3 separate regions of the Mus musculus genome follow, and regions 1 and 2 are each linked to region 3. Evidence: chromatin loops called from intact Hi-C (ENCODE). Cell type or tissue: left cerebral cortex. All regions are shown on one strand. Region 1 has its middle 30 kb from the start of Slc35c1. Region 2 overlaps Gm39880 (a long non-coding RNA gene). Region 3 has its middle 49 kb from the start of Gm13816.

The links. Hi-C counts contacts between places; a loop is a spot of excess contacts. Peaks named below come from ENCODE experiments on the same cell type or tissue, not always from the same donor. Only the 100,000 strongest peaks of a DNase experiment are listed, where the experiment ranks them.
Region 1: it touches region 3 in a loop (3.0-fold over the local background); 12 of 42 quality-filtered maps call a loop at or near these places.
Region 2: it touches region 3 in a loop (4-fold over the local background); 7 of 42 quality-filtered maps call a loop at or near these places.

What each region holds. Positions count from the first base shown.
Region 1 is chr2:92,488,646-92,491,145 of GRCm38, reverse strand. No RefSeq gene overlaps it. Among named protein-coding and RNA genes, the nearest start is that of Slc35c1, 30 kb to the right of the region's middle. In left cerebral cortex, a CTCF peak has its summit at 2,251 (motif pointing left); DNase peaks (open chromatin) are centred at 365 and 1,078; H3K27ac peaks cover 471 bases.
Region 2 is chr2:92,810,082-92,812,581 of GRCm38, reverse strand. All of the region lies in intron 1 of Gm39880 (a long non-coding RNA gene), which reads right to left. Gm32413 (a long non-coding RNA gene) reads right to left here. Exons shown (of 2, transcript XR_374794.3): 2 at 863-1,394. Among named protein-coding and RNA genes, the nearest start is that of Gm32413, 4.4 kb to the right of the region's middle. In left cerebral cortex, a CTCF peak has its summit at 1,415; DNase peaks (open chromatin) are centred at 31, 710, 1,420 and 2,403; H3K27ac peaks cover 1,511 bases.
Region 3 is chr2:92,691,680-92,694,179 of GRCm38, reverse strand. No RefSeq gene overlaps it. Among named protein-coding and RNA genes, the nearest start is that of Gm13816, 49 kb to the left of the region's middle. In left cerebral cortex, a CTCF peak has its summit at 1,308 (motif pointing right); DNase peaks (open chromatin) are centred at 346, 996 and 1,412; H3K27ac peaks cover 2,500 bases.

The DNA of each region.
Region 1 (2,500 bases), 200 kb after region 3:
CACTTAGTGGAGAGTGGGGGAGTATAAAGGCCACCTGGGGTGGGGACACTTAGCTCCCTGAGGACAAAACTTTCAACTGACAAACTGGATCAAACTGGATCGTCTCCAGTCTCCTCTCTGACGTCAGTATTCACTGCCAAGGGAAAAATAAGTCAAATGCCAGGGAGGGCCCAGCACATGCCTCCCCAGACCCACAGTCAGCATCTCCAAGACAAGGCCGATCCCACATGCCTCACAGAAGGCGTGTTACCTCAGAGATGAGTGTCTACACCTAACACGCATGATCTCAACCTGACATTGAAGAAAATCTTGGCAAACCCACGCAGGAATCTTTCATAACAGAAATGACCAGTGCCCTCTCAGAGGGTCCAGGTCATGCCAGAGAAGAGCCAAGGCCCTGCCAGAGCAGATCGGAGCTGTGAGCACTGCCTGCTGCCTGAATCCTGGCCTGGATCCCAGAAGGGAAAAGGGCCATTGATAGCAAAGACGGTGAGATCTGAATAAAGTCTGCGCATTCACGGATGGCATCACACCCAGACGATTTCCTTGGTTTGGGTCACGGTGTTCTGATGACATGAGGTGTTAGAGAAGGAAGAAAGGATGGAGAAAGCACTATTGCTGAGTGAAAGTCACTCGCTCTGTAACCTCACTGACTTTCCTCCAGGTCTAAAACTGTTTTGAAATTAAAAAAAAAAAAAAGTCAACATATCCTGCGATTTGAATAAGGGATTTTTAAAATCAGCCGAGCACTGGCTGTTATCTTCGGTATGAGACTGAGTGGTGTTCGCCCCGGGTTCAGGTCCCTCTGCAATCACAGCAGATAACTGGGGCTGGAAAAGGGGTGAGGATCTTTTCAGGTGTAACTAAGCTGTGGTCAAACTGCAGTAGAATGGAACCTGGTGGCAGGTGTCTTTGCAAGAAGGCCTTTGAACACACATGCACAAACTCGGAGACCCCTATGTCAATGGCCACAGAGATCTACAAGCCAAACAACACTGAGCATCTCCGGTAACCAGCAGATGCTATGGTAACCAGCAGATGCTATGGAGAGAACGCTGGCTAGGTTCCTATTGAGAAACTGCAATGGAAGAACCCCCTCGCCTGGATATCATGCTTCCAGCTTCCAGACTGTGAAGGAATACACTTCAGTTGTCTGCAGCACTTGGGATTGTGTTACAGTAGCCCATCTCACCCGTGGTTTTGCTTTCCAAGGTTCAGTTATCTGTAGCTAGATGCAATTCAAAATAGCAAGTGGAATATCCCAGAAATATACACTTGATAGGTTTCAAACATCTTGAGATTTCTAAGTAGGAACATGGAATCTTATCCTGCCCCACTCTCTCAACCTTTGCTCAGAGTATCTACACTGTATACACTACCCACCTGTTAGTTACACCGCTGTTTCTGCCATGGGATTGATTTCCACAGTATCACTAGCCTTATGCTATATGCAGCGTGCCCATACTGTATACTACCTGCCCACTAGGTACTTAGCCATGACTTTTATTAAGTTTACTATCATAATCAGTTTTTAAAGCTTTATTTATTTATTTTATGTGTATGAGTACACTGCCACTCTCTTCAGACACACGAGAAAAGACCATCAGATCCCATTACAGATGGTTGTGAGCCACCATGGGGTTGTTGGGAATTGAACTCAGGACCTCTGGAGTAGCAGTAGCAGTGGTTAAGTTAGTTCTTAACCACTAAGCCATCTCTCCAGCCTCCAGGGCTTATGTTTTATATACTATATCCACACTGTATACAGTACCTTTTAGGCACTTAGCTATCTCTGTCATCTAATCGACTATCATAGTATTATATGTGTACACACACACACACACACATACATACACGTAGTATTATAGGGTCTGTGTTTTCTTCAGTGCAGCCACACTGAGGCACTTAGTTGTCTCATAAACATTATCGTGTCACAGCTTATGTCTAAATAATCTTTGTTTTACTTGATATAGCAATCTTAGTTCATCATTCATTATTGTTGTCTCTTTCTGTATCTAATTTATAAGTTAGACTTTACCACAACTATGTATATAGAGAAGAAGAGTATAGCATTCATAGAGTTCATTATTGTCAGTGGTTTCAGATATTCATGGGAGTCAAGAATCCATCCCTTGAGGATACAAGAGAATTCCTTCCTGTGTTGCATCAGTCCTAGCAGTGTAGCACACTCTTGGTAGCACCCCTCCTGAGGCCCTGTACTCCTACTTGGCCTAGGACGCCCCCTATAGGCCAAGGAGAGGCCCTCCTCACAGCCTGGTTGGCTGAGGAAATCCAACATACTCCTTATATAATGCAACCTCTGAGGTCGGTAGGTGCCAGGACAGTGGTAGGGTTCTCTCCTCTGGCTTTGCCTGGCAAAAGGAAGATAAATGGTTACTACTAACTGTTGTCTTCCAGGAGAAACTGTGCCGTTAGACCTGAATGGGGGGAGGGAGCCATCATGCTCCAGCAGGGGGGCCAGCCTCTGTATGGGAGGCAA
Region 2 (2,500 bases), 120 kb before region 3:
TCCCTTTTCAGTCAAGTTCCAAAGTTAAACAGCATTTTCCCCAAGAAGGCTGCTGTGGCATACCACCTTAAGGAGGTTATTCATCCATCATTATACCTTCTCTATGGATTTAACTCAGTTGCCATAACAAGTAGAGATCTGCTTTTGTGTCTCTGCAAAGGCCACCTTCTCCACAGGAATAGCAGAGTCATCTGGAGGTTTAGGGACATTTGTCGTCCCCTAGGGAGTTAGCAGTGTCTCTATAGTTAAGTCTGGGTTCAGCCATGGCTATAGGCAGGCAGAGGGGAAAATAAAGCAAGACAGAAACAGACCTGTTGTCTTAAAGGCACTGGCTTGGATGAGGCACACACCTTTTCTGCTCAGATCCCATTGTTAGGAATCTCAGGCTGGAAAGTATGGTCTCTCTGGGCAGCCATGTCCACACTGATAACTGTACCTTTCTGGGAGGAAGGCATGCATGGAATTCAGTGGGTATGGAGGAATCTTCTGTTGTGGCCTCTAGGAGACCTTGTGGAGAAGCAGGTAACCCAGGGTTTGGGTGGGTGACTCAAGAACCCCAGGCGACCATCATCCAGGCTGTGAACCATTCTGTGCCTGGTTCTCTGCTGCTCTGTACTAAGGGGACAGTCCTTGGGCTCTCAGTCTCTGTTTTCTCTGACCATGCCTGTGGACTGGGCCTTCTCTAAGATCTCTCTCCTCTTTTGTGCCAGGTCGGTGATAATCAGGCTCATGGTTGAGCACTGGAGCTCAGTTAAGAGCCCCATCAGCAAATAAAAGTCACAGCGCCTCATGGGAGCCATGCAGACAGACAAACCTTCCAGTATCCGAGAAGCGCCTTTGAAGACAGATGCAGAGAGATGTCTTTTTTTTTTTTCATTTTCTTGTGTTATTTTTTTTTGCATTTGATGTAAAATTTGGCAAAGTGTTCAAGACACAAATCTTAAATGTTCCATTAACCAAACGAAACCTCTCGTGACTGGCTGTACTATGTATTAGATGTTATATACAGTAGACCACTACATCAGTAGTTTATGCACTTGAGCTATTTCAGGGTCGTTACATCATGAAATGAAACCTCAAGAAGTTCAATAAAATGTAGAACAATACAATTACAGATGTGTATCATTAAGTTTTCACAAATATTTTAGGAAATACTATCATAGTTTATATAGATATATATAAAACTTGGGAAAAAATCTTAAGTCCTTTTGGTGATATAGCAAGGCAGTATGTTCATTTGTAAAGTGGAAGTCCTGTTAACACGTCTGCATCGTTGACCTTCCAAAGGCTACAAACTGGCTGTTCAGTGCTGAGGCTCTCATCCCAGCTATTTCCTCTTCACATGCAGAAGATTATCTTTGTCATCCTTGACTGTCACAGGCATCCCCACGTTCCTGCCAATACCGGAGTCACCCAATAGGTGTCACTGTGTGCTCTTGAAAGTAATAAAAGTATGCTTAAAAAAAAAACCCTATCTAAAGTTAACTTGGACAAAGGGGATAAAAATCTCATTTGTATTCGAATGAACGACAGCTAATATTTATCCAGCACTTTAAGAGTTGAGGTCACAAGCTGAATTCCCAACACTTCAGGATCCTCATGGTCAGGTGGGGAAACTGAGGCTCTGAGACTCTGACTTGGCTGAGACCACACAGTTAATACACAGCACAAGCAGGATCTAGCCTCATTGTCTCTGCATCTGGAACCTTCCTTTATAACAAAGCCACCAGAGTAAGCTGTACAGGAGTAACTTGTCCACCATGGTCTCCGCAGACAGCATTCTGGGCTTATTTATATCTGTCCCCATTGGGAATGGAAGCATGGAAGACAAAGGATACTCTACTTGGGGATCACTCATGTCGGTCTTCTGTACCTATGGAGAACAGGAACCATCCTCACCTGGAAGGGCAGCTGTCTCTCTCACAAGGGTGGGCAGTGTCCACACTGCTGGTAAGGGCACCACTGGCCACCACTGGCCTCAATGGGAAAAGCCAGTCTCTGCCCCTCCCCCCTGAATACCTTGGCTGCTGTCACCTCCTCTCACTTTCTGGGGATGATCCCACACCCTCATCCCTGATCCTTTTTCCTCTTCCCACCATCAGCTTCTATCAGCCCCTGATCTTTCCAGATGCCAGTAATTCCAAGAAGAGATCCAGTCAAGAGTCAAGCTGCTGCTGCCCAAAGGACCTGGCTTTGCCTTCTTGGTTTCTGTATCATTACCCCGTCCCAAGACAGCAGGTTCTCTCCCAGCTTCAAAGAAAACAGGAGGCAGAGGAAAAGCCTGTGAGTAGAGAAACATAGGAACTTCATTCTCTCTGCCTCCTTGGAAAGCCACATGGCTGTTGGCAAAGCGTGCTAAAGAGCTGGGAAGATGGTTCAGTCAGTAAAGTGTTCATCTTGTAAGGGTAAGGACTGAGTCCAATCCCAGGACCCACATTTTAAAAAAATGCTAGGGGCTGGAGAGATGACTCAGCAGTTTAAGACACTTGCTGCTCCCAGC
Region 3 (2,500 bases):
AGACTCTGCTTCAAAAACAATAAGGTAGAGAGTAATCAAGGGAGCAACAATGTGGCAAGTTCACTTGCTTGCCAGAGCTGTCCTAGGTCCTCGCCAACAGGTGGTGGTGAGTGTATCCTATGAGCTCAGTTGACCTCACATGGCATCACCAGAAAACCTGGCTTCCCAGCTATGCCTTCTGGATGCAATGCTATCCAGTTCCCATTTTACAGAGAAGAAAACCCACATTGAAGAGCAGTGTGCTCCGTGCTGGGAAGGCCACTGAAAGTGGGAAGCAGAATCAAGCTCGTAGGCACAGAGCCATTTCAGCTTGACATCTCTTGCATGGAAGGAGGTGTGAATGCCATGGCCCACATATGGAGCTCAGAGGACAACCCACAGCGGTCAGTTCTCTCCTTCCACCATGCAGGTCCCAGGGACTGAACTCAGGTTGTTGGGATTCAAGGCCAGGGCCTTTATCCACTGAGCTATCCCCTGGCCCTTACTTCATCTTTCTAGATCTGTCATGGACCTGTCCTTTTACACAGGAGCATCACTTCCTGGTCACTCCAGGCCTGGCTGCTATTTGTATAAAATTCAAAGCATGGGACAATTCCTTCATCACTGATCCACATAGATTTCTCAGCAGCCCCTGAGAGAGGCCCACAGGTGTCATCGTCACAAGAAAGAGTGGCACAGGTGATGAATCATAGACTTTCATAGGACCTCAGTGCCCCAGCTCCTGACACCTTGCAGTGCAGTGGAGAGCCCAGGTCTTCAGACATATTGTTCTATTTCATCCAGTTCAGCACAAGCTCAGAGCTCAGTCACTCACATAACAGTGAAACATTCACCCTGGATGACAGGGAATATTTTCACCACCTTGAAGAGCAAATTTCCTTCCCATCCCATTTGCTAAGTGAGAAGAGACTAGCTCAGAAATCCCCTGGGGAAGGATGCTAAGCCCTGTCTCTGCATCTGTTCCAGAATGTTCCACTGCCAGCTCTAGGCTTGTGTGCTGTGCCTCTGGCTGTACATGCTGATGGATCCTAGTCACTGCCACCAGGGCATTGCTGGTCAGAGGAGATGTAGGTGCCAGTAGCCAGAGAGCAGCTCAGAAAGAGATAGGATGAAATCAGTACAATTCTGAGAGACAGCAAGGCTTTGTGTCACCTGCCCCAGGAAACACCTTCTTCCCTAGAACCTGGTCTGAAAAAGAAAACAGCATCTTCCACCATCCCACTCAAGATGGTCCATTTGGGGATTAGGTAGAGCAGAGATGGGGCTGATGTGGCTCCTGGAGTTTAAGTTAGGACCCTTTGGTGAGCACAGACCATGCCAGCAGAGGGAGCAGATGTCTCAGGCTGGCACACTTCATCTTTTATAAATAGTTGTACTTGCTGGAAGCCAGTACAAGGGCAGACCCAGCTTCTCTGACTGACAGGCCGAGTCTTGTCCATCTGTTTGTACAGCATTGCCTTCCTGCCCAGCAGCCTAAGGCCACACCAGGTTTTCATGCACCCAGAACACAGAGCCCAGCATATGCTGGCCCCATGTGGTTGGTGATATATGAGTTTTGTGAGCTTATAAAGTAAGAAAAGGCTTGGGGACAGACACTTGCTGGAGCAAATGAGATTCTTGTCCCTTGGAGATAGTCCAGAGAAGCTGGGACTGTGTGACAGGCATGTAGTGGGCAAGCTTGGGTCTCTGAAAAGTGGTGAGACCAGAGTGAATGTTCTGTGCTATTCTCCATATCACCTATGGATCCTAATGTCCATCTGGAGTGACACAAACTGGGTGCCATAAGGGCCATGGGTGACTTAGAATGACTGTGGCCTCCCCTCAAGCTCTTCTATATATAGGACCTCCTCTGTGTGCTCCTGGAGTCCTTGTCCCCATGCTGGGGCCCCAGCTTTCTGGAGCAGGAACAGCTAAGAGATGCTTCTCTCTCCGAGCAAGGGCACCTCTCATTCACTGCTCCACCCTGAGCACCCCAAACTGGCACCTAAGAGGTTAACAGGTCCACTAGGCTTTCTGAAAAATCCAGGGGCCCACTCCAGGATGGCAACTTCCAGATCCTTTGATCCTTGGGGAACCCCGTGAACCTCTTCCATTTCCAAACTCCCCATTTTCTACAAGCAAAGGATCCCTTGATCTTTGGGTCAGAAAGGGATGCTCCAAGGTACAGCTCCATGAGGGCAGGGAGTTGGTTCAGCCATATTTTCATGCCTGGTAGCATTTAAATAACCAGTACCAAAGAGGTGAATGGCTAAGTGAATAAGTCATGCCCTCCCCACCCCCAGCATACTCTCTATGCTCTCTGAAAAGTTTGGAGACAGTGAACAGCATGCCACCTTGATGTCACACTCCCTAGGTCCCAGGCCTGGCTTTGCCTTTTGTCCAGTGGATGACCTTGGGTAGGCTCTTTGGTTGTTTACTCTAGTAACCAAGAGATCATCTTCCTCCCCTGCAAGCACACCGTGGTGCCACACTTTGGTCTAGCACGTAGAAAGTATCCTGT